3 separate regions of the Homo sapiens genome follow, and regions 1 and 2 are each linked to region 3. The links are chromatin contacts, found by Hi-C or POLR2A ChIA-PET in ENCODE. All regions are on one chromosome and are shown on one strand. Each heading gives the region's core, a stretch centred on a gene start or an enhancer-like site at or near the end of the contact. The rest is flanking DNA. Distances are from core to core; before and after follow the strand shown.

What was found. Hi-C counts contacts between places; a loop is a spot of excess contacts on that map. ChIA-PET counts read pairs that join two places held with the same protein, here RNA polymerase II (POLR2A). Pooled maps may share reads with other maps.
Region 1: a map of chondrocyte shows a loop between it and region 3 (4-fold over the local background). The contact joins the enhancer-like site here to the promoter of INTS14 in region 3. A Hi-C loop is called at or near these places in 1 of 168 maps with a recorded cell type or tissue (chondrocyte) and 10 of 50 pooled maps. POLR2A ChIA-PET finds 5 or more read pairs at or near these places in 3 of 52 experiments (A673, WTC11 and activated T-cell).
Region 2: a loop to region 3 is called in a map with no recorded cell type, with 3 times the contacts of the local background. The contact joins the enhancer-like site here to the promoter of INTS14 in region 3. A Hi-C loop is called at or near these places in 2 of 37 single-sample maps with no recorded cell type and 2 of 50 pooled maps. POLR2A ChIA-PET finds 5 or more read pairs at or near these places in 3 of 52 experiments (GM12878, OCI-LY7 and activated T-cell).

What each region holds. Positions count from the first base shown.
Region 1 is chr15:65,398,075-65,402,894 of GRCh38, forward strand. IGDCC4 (immunoglobulin superfamily DCC subclass member 4) reads right to left here. Exons shown (of 20, transcript NM_020962.3): 4 at 4,277-4,413; 5 at 2,732-2,872. Among named protein-coding and RNA genes, the nearest start is that of IGDCC4, 22 kb to the right of the region's middle. Within about 2 kb of position 3,225, at least 6 of the 41 ENCODE cell types and tissues checked have a DNase peak (open chromatin) inside an H3K27ac peak, as active enhancers do.
Region 2 is chr15:65,760,022-65,764,125 of GRCh38, forward strand. It overlaps DENND4A (DENN domain containing 4A), which reads right to left. Exons shown (of 33, transcript NM_001320835.1): 2 at 1,339-1,417. Among named protein-coding and RNA genes, the nearest start is that of DENND4A, 30 kb to the right of the region's middle. Within about 2 kb of position 1,355, at least 3 of the 41 ENCODE cell types and tissues checked have a DNase peak (open chromatin) inside an H3K27ac peak, as active enhancers do; they include GM12878, where a contact is called at or near this core.
Region 3 is chr15:65,608,232-65,612,606 of GRCh38, forward strand. It overlaps INTS14 (integrator complex subunit 14), which reads right to left and starts at 2,900. Exons shown (of 12, transcript NM_001394796.1): 1 at 2,867-2,900. It also overlaps a transcript of SLC24A1 not described here. RefSeq lists an enhancer at 2,818-2,977.

The DNA.
Region 1 (4,820 bases), core at 1,975-4,474, 210 kb before region 3:
GTTCTCAATTTCAGGGAGAAAACTGTACATAGGCATAGAAAAACCTGAAAGAAGATATACTGGTACATAAACAATTTTTATCTCTGAGTAGTGGAGTGTTTGAGTGTTTTCTGCATCTATTTTTTTCCTAGTTTTCTACGGTGAACATGTACAACATTTGCAGTCAGAAAACAAAACAGCCGGACACAGTGGCTCACACCTGTAATCCCAGCACTTTGGGAGGCCAAGGCGGGTGGATCACTTGAGGTCAGGAGTTCGAAACCAGACTGGCTAACATGGCAAAACCCCATCTCTACTAAAAACACAAAAATTAGCCGAGTGTGGTGGTGCATGCCTGTAATCCCAGCTACTCGGGAAGCTGAGACAGGAGAATCACTTGAACCCAGGAGGCGAAGGTTGCAGTAAGCCAAGATCACACCACTGCACTCCAGCCTGGGAAACAGAGCAAAACTCCATCTCAAAAAAAAAAAAAAAAAAAAAAAGAAAGAAAAGAAAAGAGAGAGAGAGAAAGAAAACAAAACAGGCCGGGAGCGGTGGCTCCTGTCTGTAATCCCAGCACTTTGGGAGGCCAAGGTGGGCGGATCACGAGGTTGGATCACGAGGTCAGGAGATGGAGACCATCCTGGCTGACACGGTGAAACCCAGTCTCTACTAAAAATACAAACCATTAGCCAGGCGTGGTGGCGGGTGCCTGTAGTCCCAGCTACTTGGGAAGCTGAGGCAGGAGAATCGCTTGAACCGGGAGGCGGAAGTTGCAGTGAGCAGAGATCGCGCCACTGCACTCCAGCCCGGGCGACAGAGCGAGACTCTGTCTCAAAAAAACAAAACAAAACAAAATCAAAAACAAACAACCCATGCCCCTTCCCTGACTTAGTGGAGTAAGTTCCTGGAAAGAAAGCAGTACTTGGGGTCAGGAATGAAGCTCCTTTCCAGCCCTTCTCTTCCTAGGTGTCAGGATCCTCCGGGACAGCAATTCTCAAATCCGTACTGTGCACACGAATCACAGATTAGCAGGGGACCTTGTTAAGATGTAGAGGACTGAGGCAGGGCCCCAGATTCTGCATTTCTAACTAGTCATAGGTAGTAGAGCTGAAGAGCACACTTTCAGTTGGAGCACCGGGCGCAGTGACTCATGGCTGTAATCCCAGCACCTTGGGAGGCCAAAATGGGTGGGTTGTTTAAGCCCAGGAGTTTGAGACCTGCCTGCGCAACATCTAGAAACCCTGTCTCTACAAAAAAATACAGGCATAGCGGCACATGCCTGTAGTCCCAGCTACTCAGAAGGCTGAGGTAGGAGATCACCTGAGCCGGCAAAAGTTGGAGGCTGCAGTAAGCTGTGATTACACCATTGCACTCCAGCCTGGGTGACAGGCAAAAAAAAAAAAAAAAAAAAAAAAGATTCCTGGAACACGACTCTCCGGGGTGAAGAAAGGAGTCTGCAGTTTTAATAAGTCCCCTGGGTAACCCTGATGCATAATCAGGAATTAAGAAATATTGACATTAGAACTTCTAGGTGATACCACAAGTTTATCCCAGTAGTACAAGGGTCCTGCTGGCCCCCTAAGTAGGCAAGTGTCACAGGTCCAATGAGGCAGTGCAGGTCAGATAGGTGCGAAAATGCCAGCACTGTTCTATTTTATCAGCTCATTGGTGGGTACATATTAATAGTTGTTCAATTTATTTTCTTTAAACTATATATATTCGTGATATACACTTTTGAGTATGAGATATAAACTTATATTTTTAAAGATGTATAGAGTAATAGAATGAGTTGGGGAAAGGGGTAAAAAGAACTGGATTTAAAACTTACTTCTGCCATCAACTTGGGACAAGTCACTTTTTAACAACAAATGGAAATAAAAATAACCCTTGCTTTCTTTTTACAGGACTGTAGGAACTGGCATACCAAAAAGAGAACAGACTTGAAAGCTTGGGTCCCAGCTCTTCCACTGCCTCTCTGAGCCTCAGTTTCTTCATCTGCCCACTGGGAATAATAGTTCTGGCCCCTCCTCTCCCCAGAGGGCTCTTGGAGGCTGACAGGAGAACAGGTGTGAAAGTGCTTAGGAGACTGCACAGTGAAATTTGGCCCAGCACTGGCGTTACCCTGATGGCATCTCCAGTCACTCAGTGGCACTTCTCACTTGTAGCCTGATACTGTCAGACCTCTCTTCATAGATGTGTGTTTTCTCTCCCTCACTAGACGATGAGTTCAGAGGGCAGGGTCCCTGCCTCTCTGTGTTTTGTTCACTGTGCCCAGTATGATACCAGTCACACAAAGACAGCAGTATGCTGGGGTGGACCCAGAGCTTGCCTTATAGTTGCACGGACCAACAGAGGGGTCTGGTTCCACCTAACTCACTGGCTGTGTGGCACCTTCCCAGCTCTCAAGTACTCACTTGTAACACCGTTGTGAGGAACAGAAATATGTAATTATGGTGGAGAACCTAGCTCAGCACCTGGCCTCAGGAGGGCTGCAATAACCGTTCTGTAAGTGGCAGCTTGGAAGTGCTTTTGTAAAGCACATGCTACACAGAGTGACAAGGAAGTCTGTCCAGTTCCCCACGCAGCTCCGACCTTGACCACCACACCCAGCCCTGGGAAAGGAGTTCGTGCCACACCAGAAGGTTCGTGACCACTGGGTCGTCACCCATACATCCCCCTGACTTAGGGGCATGTGAGATGCCACATCCCTCCCTTCCCATGCCCTCCTTCTCCCACCCCCTCCACTCACCTTGTCGGACCCAGGACACAAAAGGGGTGGGGTCAGCTGAGGCCACACATTCCATCACCACACTCTGGCCAGACACCACTGTGGTGTTCTCTGGGGCTGCCACAATGACCACGTCCTGCCCCCTGGTGGACGCCAGGGACCCTGGCGAGAAGACAGACCAGCAGGCAGCCTTACCATTAGGCATTTGCCATGCGATACCTCACCTGAGTCTCACAGTAACCTGGTGAGGTGGTACCGGGGACAGCAGCAATGATTCCATCTGTCAGATGGGGGACGTAGCCATAAAATTCAGCAGGGCTGGGACTGGACCTCTGAGCTGTTTCTTTTAGAGCCAGAAGAATTGCCTAGGCTTCAACTCAGCACCAGAGAAATGATTAGACAGACCCACACCTACCTCCATTCTTCCCTCCCAAATGCAACCCACCATCTAGGCAGAGGACTGTCAGGGTCATGGGCAAAGCACCAGACTTGGAGTCAACAGTTATAGTTTCTAGTTCCAGCACTGCCATTAACGCACTGGGTGACCTTTGGCAAATCCCTTCTCCAAAAGGCCTTGGATTTCCCAGTGGAAAAGGCAGACAGTGGGCTTGAGTTTCTGCCTGTGCGGCAGTTCCCTAAACCCTGATTTCCTGCCAAGTTCTTTGTGTGACCCTGGCCCCCTGGGTGGAGTGGTGAATATCTGGATTGTCCAGCAGGTGGAGGCAGATACCCCTTGAACAGAAGAAAGACGACACCAGACTGGGAGCAGCCTACCAGCTAAGCCCAGAAGGAACAGGATGGGGACGGGGTGGGAGTGCAGAGAGTGGGTGGGAGGTGGGAGGGATGCATGGCAAAGGGAAGCAAGGGAGGTGCCCCTGGGGGAGGCTTGAAGTGAGATCTGTTGAGCACCTGCCAGGTGCCAGGCACTTTCCATTCTTATCTCAAGGACTCTTCGAGCCTCTCTGAGCTGGGCATTTGATAAGGAGCCCAGGGTCATGCAGATGGTGAGCAGAGAAGGCAGGATTCAAACCAGGTCTTTCCAACCCCAAAGACTGTGCCCTTCCTAATCCATCACACTGGGGCAAGAGCTTTTCAAAGAAACGAGTAAAGGATAAGAGCACTAGGCCACAGGTAGCCAGATTTGCAAGGCACAGAAAGCAGAGAGGGACGAACCCCCAGTGCCTGGACCCCTCAGTGACTATAGAAGGGCAGGAGAGAAAGGGGCAGGGAGCAGGGCTTCCGGGCACTGACACCGCCTCAGATGCCTCGCATCCCCACCTCTGTCCCCAGCCTTCGACACTGCATCCAACCAGAGGGCACACAGGCTCTGCATGAAGAGAGGAGCCCTGCCCTTGGAGTCTGGGGTCTTGTGTTCCAGCCCAGTTCTTTCTTCTCTGGTTTGCTGGGTGGCAGTACCCTCTCTGGGCTTCATCGCCTCACCAGTCAATGGGACTAACATTTATCACCTACTTGAAGGCAAGGCCTGGACCCCTTGAGGTCCCTCCCAGCTCTGAGGTGGCTGGTTCCAGAAACCCCCAGGTTTCCCCACCCAGCCAGCCCCCTTACCTCTGTGGGCCACACTGAGTAGGGCCTCCTGGCTGAAGTGCTGGCGAGCTGAGTTGGTGGCCACGCAGCGGTAGGGGCCTGCATCACTCTCCTGAACATCCAGGATCTGAAGGACGCCGTTGGGAAGCACGATGAGCCTTGGGAAGAGGGGAGCAGGCAACTGTGAGGTGGGCAGGGGGGCCACAGGGAGGGTGGCTCATGGTAAGATAAATGCAAATTAAAACTCTAAGATACCAGGCTGGGCGCAGTGGCTCACGCCTATAATCCCAGCACTTTGGGAGGCGAGGCGGGCGAATCACATGAGGTCGGGAGTTCGAGACCAGCCTGACCAACATGGAGAAACCCCGTCTCTACTAAAAATACAAAATTAGCCGGGCGTAGTGGTGCATGCCTGTAATCCCAGCTACTCCGGAGGCTGAGGCAGGAGAATCGCTTGAACCCGGGAGGCGGAGGTTGCGGTGAGCCAAGATTGCACCATTGCACTCCAGCCTGGGCGACAACAGCAAAACTCCATCTCAAACAAACAAACAAAAACTCTAAGACA
Region 2 (4,104 bases), core at 105-2,604, 150 kb after region 3:
ATTATTAGGTCAAAGGTTATATCAGCCTTTATTTATGTGCTTTCGTGTGTACATGAATTTTATATTATAAGCTCTAAATACACATAACCTTAAAAATTACTCTGGTAAAGTATTTTCATTCCATCATAATGAAGAAACTAAAACATCCTCCTTTTTCCTAGATGCTAACTTTATGTTATTTAAACTAAAGCATGGCCAGGCGTGGTGGCTCATGCCTGTAATCCCAGCACTTTGGAAGGCCAAGGCGGGCAGATCACTTGAGGTTAGGAGTTCGAGACCAGGCTGGCTAACACGGTGAAACCCCGTCTCTACTTAAAATACAAAAAATTAGCGGGGCATGGTGGCGCACGCCTGTAATCCCAGCTACTCAGGAGGCTGAGGCAGGGGAATTGCTTGAACCTGGGAGGCGGAGGTTGCAGTGAGCTGAGATCATGCCACTGCACTCCAGCCTGGGCAAGAGTGAGACTCTGTCACAAAATAATAAATAAATAAATAAATAAACAAACTAAAGCAGGCAAACTAAAGCAGATAGTCACTATTGCATAAAATAGTTTTATGTCTTGCTACGTAGAAAGAAGGGTAAGAGGCCGGGCAGAGTGGCTCATGCCTATAATCCCAGCACTTTTGGAGGCCGAGATGGGCAGATCACTTGAGGTCAGGAGTTCAAGACCAGCCTGGCCAACATGGTGAAACCTCGTTTCTACCAAAAATACAAAAATTAGCCAGGCATGATGGTGCATGCCTATGATCCCAGCTACTTGAGAGGCTGAGGAACAAGAATCACCTGAACGCTGTAGGCAGAGGTTGCAATGGGCCAAGATCAACGCCACTGCACTCCAGCCTGGGCAACAGAGGGAGGCTCTGTCTCAAAAAAAAAGCGGAAACAGAAGAGATATAGTACTATCATGAAAACATATATTTAATAAGTTTTTTTGAGAACTACCACCTTATCCTTGGAAATAACTAGCTATTATAAGTAAATATTTGAGATAAATTTATTCATAAAATTCCTTTTCATTAGTTCTTTTGGGTATTTTTCACAAAATTTAATAATTTGAACTCATTCACAATAGAACGCAGGAAATAACTACTAAAAGGGAACCGTATACTTCACATTGAAGATTTTGTCTCTAATAAATGGTGTTGAATTAATTGTGATCCAAGGCACATCCTGAGACATCTTTCAATGAATTATTTTGTATCATTTGTTACCCATAATTATTACATGGAGAATATATTCCAAATTATTAAGACTTCTGGAAAACTAAGGTTTCACTGTGTTTAACACAGGAAATAGCTAACTGAAACAAATCAAAATGAAAGCCAAAAACTACTTACACATTACCGAAAGTTTCTCTCTGAAAAAGATGACAGATTTCAATGTGTGAACTCCGCAGCCTCAGAGTTTGAGAAATAACTGTATTGAAAACAGTAAGAATTGGACTTAAATTCATTCCAATCAAATATTTCCCCCAATATGCCTGTGGATACTTAAAGTTCTGTTAACAGTGATAATTACTAAACTGATTGCATTTATTGTTTTCTTGTGGTTAAGAGCCAATAAGCAATTTTTAAAAACAAGATTTCAGTAAAGAATAAATACATACTTTAAAAACAAAACATGCTGAAGAGAGGCAATGAGAAAAAAAAAGAAAAAACTAGCAGATAAGGGGGAAAAAAAGAAAGCAAGAAGAATAAATAAGGGTACAAAAGAGGAAATGTGTACAGGGCAAAGAGTGTGAGAAAGAACAACATGACTATTTCTGGGGCACTGTACAGAGCCTCATTCACAGGGGAAAAATGTATACATTTAACATAATTCAAATATAGACTCAAGTAACTTCCATATAAAAAAAAGTTTCAAAGAAGTCAATACCCAAAAGTACTTTCCCTTTATTACAAATTTCAAAGATACTACAGTCAGCCTTCTGTATCCATGAGTTCCACATCCATACCATGGATTGAAAAGATGTTTTTTGTTGTTGTTATTGTTGTTGTTTTTGAGACAAGAGTTTCGCTCTTGTTGCCCAGGCTGGAGTGCAGTGGCTCGATCTCGGCTCACCGCAACCTCCACCTCCTGGGTTCAAGAGATTCTCCTGCCTCAGCCTCCCGAGTAGCCGGGATTACAGGCATGTGCCACCATGCCCAGCTAATTTTGTATTTTCAGTAGAGACCAGGTTTCTCCATATTGGTCAGCCTGGTCTCGAACTCCCAACCTCAGGTGAGCTGCCTGCCTCGGCCTCCCAAAGTGCTGGGATTACAGGCGTGAGCCACCGCACATGGCCTGAAAAGATGTTTTTCAAAAACAATAAAAATAACAGACTGGGCTCAGTGGCTCACGTCTGTAATCCCAGCACTTTGAGAGGCCAAGGCAGGAGGATTGCTTAAGCCCAAGAGTTCAAAGCCAGCCTGGGCAATATAGTGAGGCCCCCATCTCTAAAAAAAAAAGAAGAAAGTTAGTGCCAGGCAGGGTGGCACGTGCCTGTAGTCTCAGCTACTCAGGAGACTGAGGCACGAGAATCACTTGAGCCCAGGAAGCTGAGGCTGCAGTGAGCCCTGATCACACCACTGTGCTCCAGCCTGGGTAACAGAGTAAAGCTCTATCTCCAATGAATGAATGAATGAATGATACAACAAAAAATGTAATACAAATTTAACAAAATAATTCGGTATAACTTTATATAGCATTTAATTGAATTAGGTATTATAGATAATCTAGAGGTGATTTAAAGTATACAGGAGGATGTGTGTAGATTATGTGCAAATACCACACCATTTTACGTAAGGGGCTTAAGTATATGTGGATTTTGGTATCCATCGGGTGGAGGTTGGGGGTATCCTGGAACTAATCCATGGAGGATACCAAGGGGCAAATGTACTTACATAGAATCATTTATATCAAATCTCACCAAGGAACCAAATTCTTCTGAACAAGAGAATAAGCAATGTCATATTACAGAATTCAATATGCCAGTATCTTATTTTTTTAAATTAAGTAATTTAGTAACTTGTAATTATGAGTCATTTTAAACACTAGATGGAAAGATGATGCCACCGACAAAGTCTTAAGAGTAGAGCCAGACCAACTGTATTGTACCAAGCACTATAGGTTAGCTTTAACACTGGACACATGCACACACAAAATGAAGTTCAGTAAGAGTCAATAGCTTCTGCGGGGAAACAAGCACAGAAATCATAAGCACCTCAAGAGGAAGAAACCACAGCTTTAACCAACATGGAATATCTACTAACAACCAGGAAACAGGAGCAGCTACACCCAGACACAAGATTCATCTAACTTGGTTAGGTCCTTGACATGTGTGTGTCTGTGAGAAGTGGAAGAGAAGGGGGTAAGGGCATAAACTGAGTCAAGAATTTAATAAACACCAGGTACAGTGGCTCATGTCTATAATCCCAGCACTTTGGGAGGTTGAGGCGTGTGGATCACTTGAGCTCAGGAGTTTGAGACATGGCAAAATCCTGTCTCTACAAAAAATACCAAAGTAGCCAGGTGTTGGTGGTGCAGTCCTGTAGTCCTAGCTCCTTGGTGGGGCTGAGATGGGAGGATTGCTTGAGCCCAGGAGGTCGAGGCTGCAGTGAGCCTTGTTCACACCACTGCACTCCAGCCAGCCTGAGTGACCAAGCAAGACCTTGTCTCAAAAAAAAAAAAAAAAAAAAAAAATTCGATAGTGTCTTGAAATAGAGGGTGAAAAGAATGAAAGCAAAATAATATATTCATAATCTTATTACCTTTTGAACTGCTAAATATTGTCAGGATAGATATATGTATTTTTAAAATGAGGATGCCAAAAGTTCCCTGAAAAAATTTCAGGGAGTAAATATGCAGTGGTAAATGTACTTTTCAAATATCTCTAAAATGTTATTGCTGACAATTGGCAATGAAACAATGTAAATACTGACTTGCTGAAACATTTTTTAAAATTCAACATCAGTTGTCACAAAAATTTCTAGTAAAAATACTGTATGTATATAGAAATACTTGTAAATTTTGAAAATTATTTATTTTATTGGTAGAATATCAGACTTATTTAGATGTAATTATGAATTATGGATGTGCTACAACCAATTTCAAATACATTTTCT
Region 3 (4,375 bases), core at 1,650-4,149:
CAGGCATGGTGGCTACTTGGGAGGCTGAGGCACGAAGATCCCTTGAACACAGGAGGTGGAAGTTGTAGTGAGCCGAGATCGTGCCACTGCACTCCAGCCTTCCAGCCTGGGTGACAGACGAAGGCTCCATCTCAAAAAAAAAAAAAAAAAAAAAAAAATTTATACAGCTGGAATTATCTCATGAAATTGGGTAGAAAAGTCAAAATGTACAAATGGAGTTATTCAAAATTATGGATTGAGAATTAGCATAAAGAAAACATTTTGGTGCTCAAAAATAAAAAAGTTTACAGATACACAGACCTGCTCATGGGTATATAGCCTGCTGCTACTCTATTATTAAGCAAACTGTAGGCTACTGACATGATGAAATATCATAAAACTATAAATAAATGACATATGTACTACAGATATCAGAAATACTTATAGAAAGCATTAGTAACTGAGAAAAGCAGGCCCCAGAACTGTATTATACACTGCTTACAACTTCATAAAAATCATAATGCAAATATACAATTAGAGAGATTAGGTGGATATAAACAGGTTAGAAATTTAATGTTCACAACTTTCTTTTTTGGGATTAACTTCAAAACATTTAACAGTAGCCAGATTACTTGTTTAAGGATGGTGCCCAGCTGCAAATGTGTCATATTCTAAAATTCCATTTGTTCTTTTTTGTTTTTGAGACGGAGTCTTGCGACATCTGTCGCCCAGGCTGGAGTGCAGTGGCGCGATCTCCGCTCACTGCAAGCACCGCCTCCCGGGTTCACGCCATTCTCCTGCCTCAGCCTCCCGAGTAGCCGGGACTACAGGCGCGAGTAGCCAGGACTACAGGCGCGTGTCACCACACTCGGCTAATTTTTGTATTTTTAGTAGAGATGGGGTTTCACCACATTGGCCAGGCTGGTCTCGAACTTCTGACCTCGACATTGGCCAGGCTGGTCTCGAACTTCTGACCTCGTGATCCACCTGCCTCTGCCTCCCAAAGTGCTGGGATTACAGGCGTGAGCCACCGCGCCCAGCCAAAATTCCATTTGTAAGTAGGCTGTTTCGAACTCAGAATACACTGGTTCATGGAAACAATGTTTACAACTCAGGTTGTAAGCATAGGCGTAAAAGAAGAAACTGAAAGTTCCTGAAGGATGGTTCACTCAAGCAGTATAGGCCCGACTGAAAAAAAAAAAGTGAGGTCCTGCACAATATTGGTTCAACTACACTATATTAGACCATAACATACGCTCACTAAGGGCAGGGACCATGCCACATTTTGCCCATGATGTCTCCTCAAAACTTATCACAGTAACTGGCACATAGTAGGTGCCCAACAATTTGATAACAACTGATGAACTACCCCTAAATCACCAGATATACCATATATTATTTAGCAAAATACATTATAAATGTTAACTCTGGACACCAGAAACACATTTCCTCTTCTCCTCATTCAAGCAGACATATGGGGGACTCCCTCACGTCTGCCCAGCTCCTGTGGTAGTCCCATTCATGCAGGGAGGCCTTTTTACAAGTTGAGGATCATGAGGAGTACTGCCCTCACCTCTTAGGAGAATGGGAGGAAACAGTTTACACAGACTTAGATCAAATACAAAAAAGCACTTTCAGCCCGTGAAATCTGCTGTTGACAGTGATGACAGCTGGCAGTCTTGCCTTCTCTGAAGACACCTCTGGAGCTGGCTCTTTCTCCCAAGTGATGCATTTGTGTCGACTCCCAAATGCACCTCATTAACAGTTACAAAGTCGTGGGAGATCAATTTAGTACTCAGGTTGGAGTAAAGGAGGGAACTGAAAGTTCCTGAAGGATAGTTCACTCAAGCAGTATAGGCCTGATTAAAAAAAAAAAAGGCCAGGCACGCCTTTAATCCCAGCACTTTGGGAGGCTGAGGCGGGCAGATCACCCGAGGTCAGGAGTTCGAGACCAGTCTGACCAACATGGTGAAACCCCATCTCTACTAAAAATACAAAAATTAGCCAGATGTGGTGGCGTGCGCCTGTGGTTCTAGTACTTGGGAGGCTGAAATAGGAGAATTGCTTGAACCCAGGAGGCAGAGGTTGCAGTGAGCCGAGATCGCGCCACTGCTCTTCAGCCTGGGCGACAGAGCGAGACTCCGTCTTGGGTGGGGGGGAATCCCTGCCCACCACAGTCTACCAATTTTGTGAGCACAACACTATGTATTCCTCACTTGGGTGGATTCTGAGCCCCCAAGTCTCCCACCCCCACCCCCTTCCCACGTGTACTGTTCAAACAACTAGGGCTCTTCTTTCTCAGGAACAGTCTGAGAAATAGGCCCTAGCCACCTATTTGGCCTTGAATACCAAGTGTCCATCAGCTAGACGTTTGTAATTCTTCCCTGAAGGTGATAATTAGCTCATTCATAAAGAACTGATTCTCAGCAGTCTCGCTCTCAAAGCAGGATTCTACCTGAATTTCTAGTGCCTCACCTGCTCTTTGGCTTTCCCGTCAGCCTCCGGGAGTCCCTCCCCAGTTCTCAGATATAATTTCATCTCTAAAAGTCCAGACTGAAAATCACATCTGGGAGATGTATTTTTACCTTAAAAATCAGTCAAGAAAATGTGGGATCTGGAAGTCTCTCTTGGAAAGAGGGGGCAGAGGGGAGCTGAGCAGAGGGCGAAATCGTGCAGTTTACGCGGAGCTGGGGACCCCGAGCCTCAGAGCGAGGGGAGGCCGGGAGCAGCGCCCCGGAACTGGCGCCTCACAGACAGCGCGGGGCGGCCGCCACGGTGGCGGGAAGGCCAAGCGCTGGCCCTGGGTTGTTCTTCACCCATAACCCCTTCACCTGTAACCCCAACAAGCAGCGAAAGGCAGTCCCGGGCCCTCGGCCTCCCCACTCACCCCGTGCCCATCGCCGGACACAGTCCGTCGGCATAAACTTTCCGTCGGCATAAACTTTCCGTCCGCGCGCCACAGCCGGAACTATAAGGCCGCGCGACAGAAGGGAATCCGGCGCCTGCACTCCGCGCTGGGCGGGGCGGTCCTTGGAGAGCTTCAGGGTCGCCCGGGCAGGGTTCTGGCTCATCCCGGAGGGACGCTAGGGGGCGCGGCCTCTCTTCGCGATGGCCAATCCGCGGCCACCCCTCTCCTCCCACAAATCCCCAACTTCTCTCGAGCCTTGGCTGGGTTTCCTGCCGTGTCTCTCTGCATTGCCCTGAATCTCTCCCCATTCTCGGGCTCTTTCCTTCCCCTTCTGCCCCACTGACCCATGGGCCTCACCTGGCCCGGTGACTCTGTGTCCGCTTCACACTTTTGTCCCCTCACTCCCCTGGGCCCCGTCGGTGCACGAGCCCAACCCTTCCTGCTATTTTCCTCGTCACTCTTTAGCCCCCTCTCTCGTATCCTCTGAACCGGTTGACAGAATCCTCTTCCTGTTCTTTTTAAACTGCAATTCCTGAACTACAAATCCTGGCCGGGCGTGGTGGTTCAGGCCTGTAATCCCAGCACTTTGGGAGGCCAAGGTGGGCGGATCGCTTCAGGTCAGGAGTTTGAGACCAGCCTGGGAAACATGGTGAAACCCCGCTCTCTACTAAAATACAAAAATTAGCCGGGCATGGTAACGAGTGCCTGTAATCCCAGCTACTTGGGAGGCTAACGCACGAGAATCTTGGGGGGAAAAACCCCAAAACTGTAATTCCTGGCTGAGGTATGCTTTGTATATCCTTCTTAGCTGACCTGAGCCCAATTTACCTCAAGACTTGGCCTCTTGGTCTCCTCAGCCCAAATGCTCACTTTATTTCCCCTATCCCCTCTTTGAGGGAAGCAGAGGGCCCTCGTTCCTCTCACCCTGGACAAGGCATGCGTGCTCAGATTTCCCTGTAAGGCAACATGGGCTCTTGCCTGCCACTCTGGCCACCTGGTGTCTCCATTGTAGTCTGTGCCTCAGTGAGGTCCTTAAGAGGGCAAGAGGTGACTTTCTTTCTAACCATGTAGGGAGCCAGGGAATCCCAGCTAGAGATAGGCTTAGATGGATGCCAGCAGGCCCCTGGGTAGTTACGGTTCAAAGAACAATGTGGAACCACATAGGTTACAAAGTGAGTACAGAAAGGCCTCTAGAAGGCCTCAGGCATTTGCCTTTTTCTTTTAGCTGATAGGATGGGGCGAGATTAGGAGATGGGACGAGGAAGGAGGATGCTTTGAACTGAACAGACAAATCTGTCTGACTTCTCACAGCTTGTTATGTGGGAGATTGTGGGGCCAGTTGCTTGTAGTTTTTTCCTGTCCCTGGGAATATCCCTGCCAGCACTGGGGCCAGGGCCCTGCAGACTGCCCTATTTGCTTCAAAACTTCTTTCCCCAACCTGGCTGATCTCACCATGTCAAGACCTAGTTATGCTTGAGCAGGCATTGG